Linked DNA regions of Homo sapiens: region 2 is linked to region 1. The links are chromatin contacts, found by Hi-C in ENCODE. All regions are on one chromosome and are shown on one strand. Each heading gives the region's core, a stretch centred on a gene start or an enhancer-like site at or near the end of the contact. The rest is flanking DNA. Distances are from core to core; before and after follow the strand shown.

Region 1 (6,970 bases), core at 852-3,351:
CTCATTTTTCTTTAATTTTTAAAAAAATACAAGTTTCACCTAGTCACTGTAGAAATTTTTCCTAAGTGTTAAAGCATCAGATGGTGTATATGACAAACTTTTCTGTTTGAAACAATGAATTAGAGACTGGCTTTTGTCTGCAATAATGAATTTGGGATATGCATATGTTTGTTAACTTTGTCTAAAACAATTCTCTAGGCCAGGCATGGTGATTCACACCTGTAATCCCAGCACTTTGGGAGGCCAAGGCGGACGAATCACTTGAGGTCAGGAGTTCGAGGGCAGCCTGGCCAACATGGTGAAACCCCATCTCTACTACAAAAAATAAAAAAATTAGCCAGGCACGGTGGCGCATGTCTGTAATCCCAGCTACCCGGGAGGCTGAGGTAGGAGCATCACTGCAACCTGGTAGGCGGAGGTTTCAGTGAGCCGAGATCACACCACTGCACTCCAATATGGGCAACAGAGTGAGATTCTATCTCAAAAAAAAAAAAAAAGAAAAAAAAAAGAAAAAAAAAACAATTGTCTAGAAATTGTGCTTATTTTTGCTTCCTACCTTCAGTTAGGTGGCATGACTTATTTTAAAATGAAATGTTATTCCAATTGAAACACCGCTGTTTTAAACTGAAAATATGCTATGTTAAGTCAATTCAGTAAAGCTTTTCCTCACTTGACTCCTCTTTCATTTTAATCGAAATTTAATTTTCGTGTTCATACCTAAATAGGAAATTCGACATACTAAAGAATATGTATTTTAAATTTAGAACTTTTGTACCATAAGACCTAAATTTAAAATTCCTGAAATGTCAGTGTCATTTTGAATACACGCTTAGGAAGACTTCGATTTAGAAAGATACTTTTCAAACCTGGAAAAGGAAACAACCATTTAAATGAATTAATGCATGTTAGCATTCACTGATAACACCTTATAAGGGTGCTTCTTAGTACAACCTTATGAGAATTCTCCAGAAGCCTCAGAATTCAGCCCCTTATAAACTAGAATTCAGTGAGCAAGATTTATGTTTCCCAAGGAACTGTCAAGCTTAGTGCTTTTGATTGTGTTCAGGGAAGAGAAGATATTGAGATTTCTGAAGTTGTTGAACAGAGAAAGAGATAAATGCTTTGTTCTTTGAAAAATCCACATTTAGTTCATTTTCAATTACAATCTCCCAGGGAAAAAAGATACTCAAACTGACTCAAGTATGTTCCTACATATTGGCCTTTGTTTAACATATTAAATTGGAGCTTCTGGACAGTTGAAGAGGTAATATGAATCCAAGGTTCTTTTTGTATTAATACATCTTAATCATGAAATAAATGTTTGTTGAATGACTATTACTTTCAAACCTTAATTTAAAAAGACATCGACAAATAAAATGATGTTAAAACTGCTATGTTTTATTTCATATTTGATTATTGGAGTATTTGTTACTTAGTATACTGCTGAATCATGCTAAAACATGAACAGTTCATTAAGCAAAGCCATTTAATAAATTCTGAAATTACTGTTAGCAAACAGTAATTTGGAACTGTAAATTGCCAGAAGAAAAAGCATCGGGTATCTACAGTCAATAATAATTCAGAAAGTGGAATTGGAGGACAAGAAGGTCTCAAGTGTTATTCTATAACCCCCCTCCTTTTCTTTTTTGGTTTTGTTTCTTTTGCTGTAGGTATTGTGGAAATTATTTGTTTTATATCAATCAGAACACTTTGAAAAAAAATTTTACTGTTGTGTATTCTTCCATTCTATGGTTATACTGTACATAATAGAACATGGCTCCTATTGTTGGGGACCTACATTGTTTCAGTGACTTCTGCTGTGAATAAAATTAGGATAAGCATTCTTTTACATATGACTTTGCTCATTTGATTATTTCAGAACTGAAATGACTTGGAAATTAGTGAGTCCTGATCACTTTTTTTTTTTTAAGAGTAGGAGAACTAGTCCTGAAATATCACTGATCTAGAACCTTGGCTTCCAAGCTTTCAGTCTAATATCTGTATCTAGCCAGAAGTAATGACTGAGTGACAAATACATAAGGGGGCAGGAAGTGAAAGCATAATTTCCTTCTGTCTGAGTAAGAGGTCAATCATGTACCCCATTCTCTGAAAATCCCCAGGGAGTGGAAGGGTTCTCATACTAAAGAAAACAGTCACGATTCCATGCCAGACTTTATTCTCAAGGAGTGATAAACATATGATAGCTATGGGAACATTTTTAAATAGCTGTCATTTTGTTAATGAGTATTTGCTAAAGCATTTCCTGGGCCACTGGTGTTTATGGAACTTTTAAACAAAATATTTATGAAGATGGAACCGGGACTTGCTTCATAAATTATGTCCTTTTACTTGCACCTTTGCTTTTCCTCACTGCACAACGATGTTCAGGCCTCTTCTACATGAAACAAACAAACAAATCTTCAGCCTTTTCAACCATGTTCTTTTTTCCTGGTGCCAAGAAAAATTTATATTTTTTGTTTCTTCTCCCTTGCCTCCCTCTGAGTTGATTGCCCTTTGCACTTTGGCATTATTTCTACCACAATATTGAAATGACCTCTCAGAGGTTGCTCATGATGGCTGAATTAACAGTTAAATTCAACAGCTTTTTATCTCTGTCTTCACCTTCTGTTCTTTCTGCCATCTATACTGTTTACCCTCATGCTCTTCTTGAAATAGTTCTGTCTTTTGATATTAGAGATCTTGTAGAGATCTAGTGCATAGCCTATGGCTCTGCCCCTCTCCTAGGCTTTTTTTTTTCTTCCCTCTTGTTAGAGGGCTCCTGTTTTCTTCCCACCTTCTTGGTTTCAGTGTCTGTGTTTATTTTGTTTTCTCTCTTAGTCTTTCTTCCTTGGAAAATTTCATATAGGCCTATGGCTTCATCTTAAAGCTCAATGTGGATATCTGATCAGCAAAGCCTCTTCCACCCTTTGTGCGAGTTGTAACAAACGTCCCCTTCCTCCAGATGCACAATGCTCGCATCAGGATCTTCAGCTTGGCAGCAAACTGAGCTGGATTTCAGCCCCTGCTCAGCCTGCACAACCTCAGACAGTTGCCCTGCTGGTCAGGGCCTCCTATTCAATGCTGTCTATGGTATTCCAGTGCTTCAAACTCCATGTCTTTCCCTCAGTCAAACTAGCCTTCCATCTTTCATCTCCTCCATCACTTTTTATACAACCAGGTGCCAATTAGAATTTTAGCAACCATTTCCTTGGCATTTTTCCTTTTTATTTCCATGGCCACATTCTTGCTCAGAATTTAATTCCCTCTTGTTAGCCTACTGTCCCCGCCCCAATCCTTTTCTACTACAGTCTATCCTCTATACATTTGGCAATTTGAAGATGATTATATATCTCTATCTATCTATCTATCTATCTATCTATCTATCTATCTATCTATCTATCTATCTCTCTATCTCTCTATCTGCTTTCCTATCTAGATATAGACACATAAATATAGATAGATATAATTATACCCCCCAACTTTTCAATGAGTCCTTAGCAGATGGACAGAAGCAGAGGCTGTAAAGTTGAATTTCAGAATTTGAGGTCCAGCTTTGGTGCATTCACGTGTGTCATCCTGTGTGTTACTCAGTTTCAGGGTGTCAATAATGAATAACCTATGTCAAAACCTTCTATGTGCCAGCCACAGTGCTCTGAGCATTTCCCATATATTGTTCATTCAGCACTCAAAAGAAAACATTTTGTTCTGTTTGTACTAGACATTATAAAAATGGAATCAAATTTATCTTAAAGAGACTGCTTTATTCTCTGAGTTCAATTTGGGTTTTGAAGAAGTCTACAGTAAAGTTAAATTCAGATAATACCAATGGTCTTGGCCCGATTGCAAGTGGTGGTAAAACAAAGGCAAGTGAGTATTATATTTTATTTTGAGATAAAATCATCTCCTTGTTCTGTTTTTGTTGTTGTTGTTGTTATTTTGTTTTGTTTTGTTTTTTTAAGAAAGAGCAGCAAGAAAAGTAAAACAGATTTTTTTTCTTTTTAACAATTACAAACTACATAACGCAAATAAACACTTTCCTTTGTTCAATGCTTATATGTGGTTTTCTTTATTTATTCTTAGTGTCACAAAACAAGCAACTGGAGTAGCCAGAAACCTATCCCACATTTTTTGACACCAGGCTGCCTCATTTGCCAGAATACTGTCCTTTCTTTCAATTTAAGAATCCATCAGTGCCGTTGTCAAATTTAAGTGGAAATACTTCAAAGTAATGACTAAGGGTCTTCAGACATGTGCCAGGAATATTATTTTGCTATAACTGCTACCCTAGAGTCATAAATTAATTTTCCAGAGTGACACCTCCTTGTCACTTTGGGAAGATAAAGTGACCATCATTTCTTATACCCAGTATGGGTTTTTGGAAGGCTGTTGTTAGTGTTTCTTCTAATGCTTCTCTCAGAGACCACTACTACCTTTTTTTTTTATTTCTGTAAAAGGACTTAGGCTTTTTCTTAACATCTATGGCCTATTTCATTTCCTTAATTAACTAATTACTTATAAATGGAAGTTGCATAAGTCATACAATTGGGAAGTTGGATGGGATCTTAATGATCTCGTAATTAACCCCCACATATTTCTCTAATGACCAAAACTGTCCAAACTAAGTTAAGAACTTATCAATAATCACATAGCAACTCTAGAATGTGTTTCCTCATTAAGAACCTGCAGCCATACTGGCAACTTCTTGGAGTATTAATTCCATTGCAAAGTCTCAAACCTGCAGCAGAAATAAACCTGAGGCTTCTCTTCCTTTCTCTCTTCATCTTTGGCTGTCAGCAGGAATAACATCTTAGAAATCCATCCTCTTTCATTCATAGGAGCTACTTTTTAGTAGGGGAAGCCTTCCACACAATGTTTTCTTGACTTTGAACTTCTGTAGCTCTTGAAATGGGAATTAGTGGCATACATAACAAATAAAATAATAAAATATTTATGAATCGCCCCCAAAGTGCAGCTCCCAATGCTCCACAGTATTCTCTGAAGTAAAGCAAATCTTTGTGTCAGAGATATGCATTTCAAAAAGTATTAACATGATATTGTGGCAGTTTTATAATATGAAGTACTGTATCTCTTATGAACACACACACACAGAGATATTGGGGGAAATTGTTTGGGACAACAAACCCAATTAGAGTAAATGTTGAATGCTTCCCTTCTTCCTTCCCCTCAGGCTTGTCACTAACTCTGCCCACTTTCTCATATACATGGCTGGCTTCAGCATTTCTGTACTTTCTCACCTTTGTATGGTTTGCCACATGCAGGTGGTTTTTCAGCCCAGAGAAGTTTTCCCAGTTCTTGTTTTTCTGGAATCATTACTTCTGAATCACTTTACTTCATCCCTCCTCTTTCAAAACTTTGCTGTGACTTTCAGCACTTCACATTTTGACTTCTTACTAACCAGTCCATTCAAGCTCAGCTGGACTGTAAGCTCTTTGAGGGCAGGGGCTTTGTCTTACATATTTGTCTGAGCACAGTGTTTCACCCACAAATCCCAAATTTTGGGGTCCAGTATTGCTCTGGTCTTGTTACAAATGTGGACATATCCTCTGTGAGAATGTGCTGACAGATTGCCCGGCCTGTCGCAGTGGACATTTAATTAAGTGACTGGAAAGTTAAAAGACACTAACAAGAGGATATGAGCTTGCTTTTCTTCCCTTTTGGTAAAATATTCCAGGCCTTTGCTCTCCATATATTTCATTTCTTATTTGCTCAGATTTCATAATAAAGCAGATGACCATTCAGGTGACTCATTCAACTTTGTTTATCTTAGATTCTTCACCATTTGTTGGAGTTTCAGCAGTTGTGCTTCACATGATGGGGACTTAGACTCAATGCTGACATTTGAGAGATATTTTGAGATGTTAGCTCGTGGTCTACCTCCTTGCATTTGGCTTTGCTCCAATCCCATTTATTTTGTGACAAATATTGCCTAAGAAAAGGGATAATTCAAAAAAAAGTGTTTTGGATTTTTTGTTTGTAACAGCTTTTGAGTTTCAAAAAAATCTAACTCCATAAGGACTCAGGGTTCAAATTTTAAATTATAATGACAACAACAAAATAAAACAGATTTCTTTACCCTACCACTAAGAGCAAATAATGCAGATATTAATAATTTTCATGGTAATGGAGCCAAAGGCAGAATCAGAGGAGATACAAAGAGACATCAGGTTCTTGAGGGGTGGCAGGATCCTAAGTGCTCCAAGTTCTGCCACACCATGCTGGGTACTCCCTGAGCTGAGTACATGGGGGACAGAACTGAAAACCCAGATCACACTGGGAAAATCTAAGAGCAAAGGAACCTGTAGATCACTTCCCATGTAAAGTGCATGAAGGCTGCAAAACTTGAATCACTTTTTAGTGCCCTGCATAGTGCCAGGTCATTAGAAATGGGTGTCTAAGAAGATGTGTCCAAAACAGCCTCCCAGGTTAACCCCATGCCCTAAATGCAGCCAAGAAAGGAAGAGAAGGAGTGGTGAGAGAGACAAATCCAGAGAAGCCCAAACGTAGCCACAGGGTCTGTGGACTTAAGCCTAGGAACACACAGGGATGAGGAAGCCAGTATATCAGAGATGCCTATGTGCGCAGGAGATGATGACCACAGACCAGATTCCCCCTCATCCCCACCCAGGACATGTAACTCTCTCTGTTCCTGACATCAGATGATATAAAGAAAGTAAGTTAATCAAAATTAAGTTTCAGCCACCTGGCAATATAAAAAAATAAGGAAGTTATGTCTTATACACCTGGTTTTATAGACTAACATCTATTCCTTCTACACAAATTATATTTTAAACTTAAACCAATCATTTTTAGCTATCTATTTTGCTATTAAAAATTTTGGTTGGTAATAATGGTTTATAATCTTATCGAAAGTGTAAAGTATACTTTATTTTTTTGAAGCTGGAGGGATTTCAAAGCTTGAAATACGAAGTGTAGGATTTGACCTGGTTAG
Region 2 (7,353 bases), core at 2,890-5,389, 1.2 Mb after region 1:
CATAAATGTAGCCATTGGCAAAGATTTCCCATGTCAGTTCCTTCCGTCCTGCATTATTGTGGTGGCTGCTATCCCAGTAGAGAAGTAACACAGTGACTTTGGGAATATTTCTCATTCTCTACAGGGGTGGTTCTCCACAGGGGAGGAGATTTTACCCTTCCCTATCCCGGGGATATTTGGCAATGTCTGGAGACAGATATGGCTGTCACGCCTGGGAGGGGGGTGTGCTACCATCATCTCAGATAGAGGCTAGGGATGCTGCTAACGTCCTGCAATACACAGGACAGCCCCACCCTAAGAATTACCTGGCCCCAAGTGTCAATAGTGGAGAACTCTCGCTCTGCAGGTTTCGCCTAGTTCCTATGCATGGGGATGTTTGTGTTTCCGAGAGCGTCTGTACATTGTCATCAGACCCTAAATCATGCTGGCCCCAGGTGTCAGTTACTTGACCTGTATTTGCTTAGGACACAGTATGTGCAAGACACTCCTGGGTGCTCTGTGGGTTACACAGCCTTACTCTACCCCTCACCACCATGTTTAGTGAGTAAATGATTTACCCAAAGAACCACAGTTAGGAAGTGGCAGAGCCTAGGTCTGAATCCTTCACTAACTCCAGAGACCATGCTTTTTTTTTTTTTTTTTTGCGTGGTGGTGCATGCCTGTAAGGCTGAGGCAGGAGAATTGCTTGAACCCGGGAGGTGGAGGTTGCAGTGAGCTGACACCATGCCATTGCACTCCAGCCTGGGCAACAAGAGTGAAACTCTGTCTCAAAATAAATAAATAGGTAAATAAATAAAATTAAAAATTTGCCATGCACACCCAGCTAATTTTTGTACTTTTAGTAGAGATGGGGTTTTGCCATGTTGGCCAGGCTGGTCTTTGAACCCTTGACTTCAAGCGATCCTCCTGCCTCGGCCTCCCAAATTGCTGGGATTACAGGTGTGAGCCACCATGCCCTGCTGAGACCATTCCCTGTACTCGTTTACTGTGATGGTAACCAAAATGTTCCATCGTGTGGCATGTTGCTGAGCCTCCTCTCTGCCTCCTTCAGTTTCAACAAAGTCGTGGCAGGAGACTGACAAACAGCAGTCTCTGTGTGGGGACCTTGAGTGGCCATCCAGTTGCTCTGTAGTAGGAAGTGGTAGGGAAGTTGGAGGTGAGGAGGGCCCGTTAGTAGGGAACTGAGGCCAGACTTCTAAAAGAGCAAGGAAAGAATTTCGAATGACATGGTTCCTCAGCATGTCTGCAGGGAGGAGGTTTATTGCAGCAGCATTTAGAACTAGCTCAGAGGAGAAATAATGGGCGAAGGGAGATTGGTACATATAAGGTAATACCTATTGTATTACAGATTTACTTATGTAAAATGCTTTTCTAAAATCTGGTTCTCTCGTATTTTATATACCAGATGTAACTCAAACTAGATGAAATAGAACCATAGACTCAATCCTTCCTAAAAGCTCAAGGCTTTCTGGCTTGGTAATTTTGTGGGGAAGCACTTGCAGGAAAAACACTTTGAAATATGAAGAAGGAAATGTGATTCCGGTGGTTTCTTTATAGGCCCTAAATCAGTACAGGAAGAAATAGGACAAGAACCAGAGAAGATTAACTTTCTGAAACTTTACAAACAGCCTAATTCCCAAGTAGAGAAAAGTATATTTTAAAGAATGAATACTGGGGGAGGAAATGAGGGAAGGTGAATTAAGCCTTCACAGTGGCTGCTAAGGAGATTACCCTGAAAACTTCCCAGGTGGGAATCTGAAACTTACTTCTACAAATGTATGCATGTGTCTCTACTAGATTGCTTGTAGTTTCCCAGTAGAGCAAAAAGCAGAAGCCAGAGAAAGATTTGAAGGTGTTAGGTAAGTGCTCTAGTTTTGCTTGGCGTGCATGCACGGATACACATGTAACATGCACACTTCTGCTATTTCAGTTCTGCTGACAGCTGATGAAATCATGTGTCTCACAAGTTTAGGACCACTCTTGAGTTCCTTTCCTTCCAAAGATTTGCTATAATATTTCATAGATAAATTTGTGCTTCCAAATTACTCCTTTCTGCTAAAATCTGAGATTTAACCAGAAGCCTGTAAATACCCTAGAGGAGAGAGGAGAGTCTGTTGGAAAAATGTGGGGCACACAACGATCCTACCACAGTGTTTTGACCAAATTTAATAGTTTATTCTTGTGGTTATTTTTTCTAACATTATGAACATTTTCAAACATTCAGAAAAGTTTAATGAATTTCACAGTAAAAAGCCTTATTCTCAGATTATAAGTACATATTAAATAGTCCTAATTCAAAATCCTAAACATTCCAAAATCTGAAACTTTTTGTTGTTGTTGCTGTTGGGTTTTTTTTTTTTTTTTTTTTTTTTGAGGTGAGTCTCACTGTCGCCCAGACTGGAGTGCAGTGGTGTGATCAATGCAGTGGCCCATTGCAACCTCTGCCTCCTGGGGTTCAAGTGATTCTCCTGCCTCAGCCTCCCAAGTAGGTGGGATTACAGGCGTGCACCACCAGGCCTGGCTACAAAATCTGAAACTTTTTGAGTGATGACATGACACTCTAAGGAAGTGCTTATTGGAGCATTTTATTTTTCAGATTTTAAGATTAGTAGTGCTAAATGCCAGTGTTCCAAAATCCAAAAAAAAGAAAAAAAATTGAAACCCAAAACACTTAAGGTCCCAAGCATTTCAGATAAAGGGATACCCAGTCTGTATTAACATTTTATTTTACTTGCATTACCATATATTCATCTCTTTGTTGCTGTGTCCATCCATTAATGTATTTTTATACTTCTTATATAAGTTGTGGGAGAGTATACTGTCCCGTAAATAGCTTGTATATCATTAAAGTTCAGTATTTTTTTTTACGTTTTTTTTTCTTTTGGTATAAAATGCAGTGAAAGGCACAAATTTTAAGTGTACTGGCCCATTTTGACAGTGCATGCATCTGTGTAACTCATACCCCTAGTAAGATTTGGAACTATTCTTAAGGTTATTTTTTGGTGTGTATCTGGGAAGATGATTAGAAGAAGAGTAAACAAACACGTAACCTGTTTTATTTTTCTTCCTCTCAGGGTGTCATTTCAATTTTTTAAAACCTGTTGGATGAGTTGTGTGTGCTTGATAATACCTCATTTTGTAGAGATTATTTAAATTCCTTGAGGTCTCAGACCAAAGCTCTTGGATTAAGGTACGTTTTTCTTCACCTAGGTTGTCTCTTGCTGAGAATTAAAGATAAATTTTTTAGAACCAGCCCTTCTCACACTGAAGGAAAGTGGAGACTCATGTCCATTTAAGACCTCCCCATTTTTGGGTAACAGTAAAATGCATGTGACAGAATATAACTATTACTAAATCATTCCCTGCCACTCTAGGAGTGCATTTATTAGAGAAATGCTAGGACTATTGGATTGTGTTCTTCCAGTGTTATGCTTTTGAAGTTGTGGGAAGGCAGGCGGATTGTCCCCAAAGGAGGTGCCCTTAGTTGATGTCTGTCATCCTACACAGGTGGGGTCTTTTATTTCATGGCCAGGGCTCTCAAAGGCTTCCTTTTGGCCACAATGAGAGAAATCTGGGGGTGAGTGAGTGTCCTCCCAGGTAAATTAATGGTGGGTCTGTAAATAACCAGGGGCCCCAGACTGAAATCGGGCAGGTTGTAATTTGTCAGATACCTGGATGCCTGTTACCTGTTTCTTTTTATTCTGTTATCCTCTAGCATTTGGTAAACTTTGATATAAATATTGTGGCCGTTTCTGAGCTACTTTATTGTAAGAGAATAGTTGGGAATCTGTGATTAGGCTAGAGTTATAAGGGGAAACAAGGTCTCCCTGAGTGCAGGTGGGGCATAGAGGTTTTAAATGGGAAGGAATAGGTGATAAGAATATGTAAGAGGTTCACTCTACCTCCATTTGAAGACAGAGGTTTAACGTTATGAAGACTGTCAACCTGTTTCCTCCTTACACTGTCAGCCTGACAGATGTCTTTTTATGTACGTAAAGGTATTCAGATCCAGCAGTGCATTCTCCCACCAGACTTTTGAAGAATCAGGACATTTGAGGAACATTAAGTTCTGACCTTTAATAGCAGCCACTGGCTTAATTCTTCATATTTTCCAAAAACCACACCCGCCTGCTGGAATAGATAGCACAGGGAAGTTGGATGGACTCCCTGTGCCTTGGGAGTTCTTACTCCCAGAGTGTCTCCTAGTGTTTCCTTTTGCTGTGCTGTGTCCCGTATATCCTGTCATTTCCATTTATTTTATCCTCAAATTATAAAGAATTGTAGTGTTAAGTCCGTTATTCACTTTAAGATGCAGCCAGAACAGTGACTGGAGTGGTTTCATACCTCATGGGTTTCCCACACTTCCATCAACACACACTTCACAACACCTTGGAGGCATTGTGAAAAGGTCAAGCTTTGGAGATGGGGAAGAGTCCTGAAGATGTTGGGTGACATTGTACAGTGAATGGAGGCTGCCTGCTTGGCACACTTTCCATCACACATCACATTTTGCTAATCTTTTGGAATAAGGGGGAAAGACATTTAAATGAGATAATTAGAGATAAGAATGGAGATTTTAATCTTTTCCCTGAAGTCAAGAAGGCAGATAAGGAGAAATTGCTGTCACTGAAAGACTGTATATTTTACAAGAAGTTATTTCAGAAGCAGTCTCTATTCCTTTAGGCTTTAAATGAACTTAAAAAAAAAAAAATCACCCCTTGTGTTTCTTACTAATTTAGGGACTAGTCCAGGGGTCAACAAACCTTTTCTGTGAAGGACCAGATGGTAAATATTTTAGGCTTTGCAGCCCACGCGGTTTATGTTGCACCTACTTAGCTCTGCTGTGGTGGGACCAAAGCATCCATAAACAATACGTAAGCAGATGAGGATCACTATGTTCCAATGAATCTTTATTTACAAAAATAGGTAGCTGGTCCAGATTTGGCCCATGAGCCATAGTTTGCCAATCCCTGGACTAGCCCATCCTTTTATTTCTTGCTAACTTTAAGGAACATTTTAAAGTTGAAATTTAAAGATTGGCCAGTGTTAAATATGAATGGTTAAAAAAATTCTCCCCCCTTTGCCGCTGGCAGTCTTACCCTTCTTTAATTTTACTTACAAGTCTGAAACACTGGTCTAAGCATGTCAGGAAATAAGCGAACAGTTTGGGGGTGGGAGTATGCAACTAAATATTCGTTTAAAACTTACACTGAGCTTTTTTTTTTTTCTTCCCCGTTCCATTTCACATTGTTAATGTTGGCTCAGCAAACAGAATGATATGTGGAAGTCTTGAAAACAGTGTAAAATCATTTGAATTAGGAGGTTAGGCCAGACTTCACAGCAAAGCTCTGTGTAACCAGCGTCCTGGTACTCTGTGCAGACCCAGTGCTGAGTGACTCGCATTCCCAAGATTGAGCCTCTTTTGGGCAATGAGGAGCAAAAGGGGTCTGGGAATGGTGATCGGTTTTGTTTGTGTGATCATCTGAGGCCCCAGTTGAGTGCATTTGCATTCTAAACTCCCACATCCACACTCGGTTCATTTCCCGAAAACTGACAGTTTTCCACGTGCACAGTAATTTGAGATCGTTGTTTCAGGCTGAGGAAAGCCCACAGGCCGTTGTCTGGGGTGGGGGTAGGAGGGTATTGCAGGCTCTGAAAGATAATTGAGGCACTCCAGACCAGTGGAGTGGGTGGCTGCAAGACGTTATCGTCCCCACAGAGTATCAGGCATGCTTTCGGACCCATCCTGTGAGAAATCTGAGTGGAGTAAGACGGATGCAAACACCCTATGGTGAATGATCACTCCCCTACAAACTTAAGTGCTGTCTTGGGGCGGAGGCCTCTTTCTCTCTTGGAAACTTCTGCTCATCATTCAAGATTCAGCTCAGATGTCCCTGTTCTTAATTAATTAAATCACCCCAGGCTCCTCCATTTAGAGTTCCTGTTTTTCTCCTTAGTCCTTTAGCACTTGTAATCAACCTCTACTATCACTCTTAGCATATGTTTTTTTTTTTTTCTTTTGTTCCTCCTCCTTCATTTGTGTATCTCGCTAAATTGTGGAATCCCTCACCTTTTTATCCCTAGGTCTAGCACATAAGAGGAAGTCAATGTTTACTGGAAATCAGGGGCTTTTCTGTTCTCATTCTGTGAGGCTTACAACCTTGAAGTACAGAAAGCCATAGATAAATGCATTCCTGTTCTCAACTTTGACGTAAATAATATTCAAAATACAATTCTGTTTTGAAGAAATTATTTTATAAACAGGTCTTATAAAATATAAATTGTCACAGTGTATCTGGTGGTAATGTTGAATGTTTCCTTATTGTTTACTTGCAGTGGATATATTAGTGTCTGCTTTTCAGAGAGTAGAAATGGAAACTTTACAGCCTTATCAAGAACTTAACATTATTAAGGACTCTAAAAATTCTCAAGTGTATGTCTTTCTTAATTACTTGAACTCTCAGATTCTAATTTTTAGCGTTGGCTGAAGGTTAGAGGGATGCTTTAAGATTGATAAATACCTTTTGTTTTATGCAAGTGAACTGCCTATTGGTAGTGATGGTGAAAAGATGATATATTCTGCATATAAATGTTGATAGCTGAGCCAAAATCCAGCCCAAAGAATCCTGACAAGCTTTGTAAGGCTCACAACACGGCTTAGCAGAGGTCAAATGAAGGGAGACTTCTGCAGAAAAACAATGACTTACTGTTTAGCTTTAAGGAGATGCCAATTATAGCGGGTAGTAGGAGGTGAGCTGGGGTTATGATGAAAATGAGAATATTTAGAAACATGTAACTGTTGCTTGTTACCATATAAAATACCAATAGATGTTTCCAGCTTTCTTCTCCTATAATAATCTCCCTGTTCTTCCTACTTGAAATGTCTGTGGAATGAAATGGAACAAAATGAAACTGCCTCTAGTTTTTATGACATTAAGCTTTCTTTCTGTAGAAACGAGTGTGGCGTGTGTAATTAAATAACCAAAGGGAAAGATAACCAAGATCAAGATATAAACAAAAGCGCTGATGGTTCTTTAAAAGCATTTGTATGGACAACTTATTCCTCCTTTTTTTGTTGTTGCTGTCTGCTTTGTGTAATATGCAAATAAGGTTAGGTATCTGCTTTGTAGTCCATGTGTTGTTTGCTAGGAGCCTAGAAAAAACTTCTCAGTTGTAGGAATTTTGTCTCTTTTTATGAATGTGTCCACAGCAGCCTGTTTAAAATGTAATTGACAGTGGTTTCTCCTTGTAGCAGTTGTTGATTGGGGGGTTGGAGGATCCTTGACATTTAATTTTGGATATACTCTCCCATGATAGAATGAGCTTGAAGTGGAGAGTGGAGGAGCCCTACAA

What was found. Hi-C counts contacts between places; a loop is a spot of excess contacts on that map. Pooled maps may share reads with other maps.
Region 2: a pooled map shows a loop between it and region 1 (6-fold over the local background). The contact joins two enhancer-like sites. A Hi-C loop is called at or near these places in 2 of 37 single-sample maps with no recorded cell type and 3 of 50 pooled maps.

What each region holds. Positions count from the first base shown.
Region 1 is chr4:85,781,555-85,788,524 of GRCh38, forward strand. The region is part of intron 3 of ARHGAP24 (Rho GTPase activating protein 24); the gene reads left to right. Among named protein-coding and RNA genes, the nearest start is that of MIR4451, 63 kb to the left of the region's middle. Within about 2 kb of position 2,102, at least 3 of the 41 ENCODE cell types and tissues checked have a DNase peak (open chromatin) inside an H3K27ac peak, as active enhancers do.
Region 2 is chr4:87,025,437-87,032,789 of GRCh38, forward strand. The region is part of intron 2 of AFF1 (ALF transcription elongation factor 1); the gene reads left to right. Among named protein-coding and RNA genes, the nearest start is that of AFF1, 94 kb to the left of the region's middle. Within about 2 kb of position 4,140, at least 10 of the 41 ENCODE cell types and tissues checked have a DNase peak (open chromatin) inside an H3K27ac peak, as active enhancers do.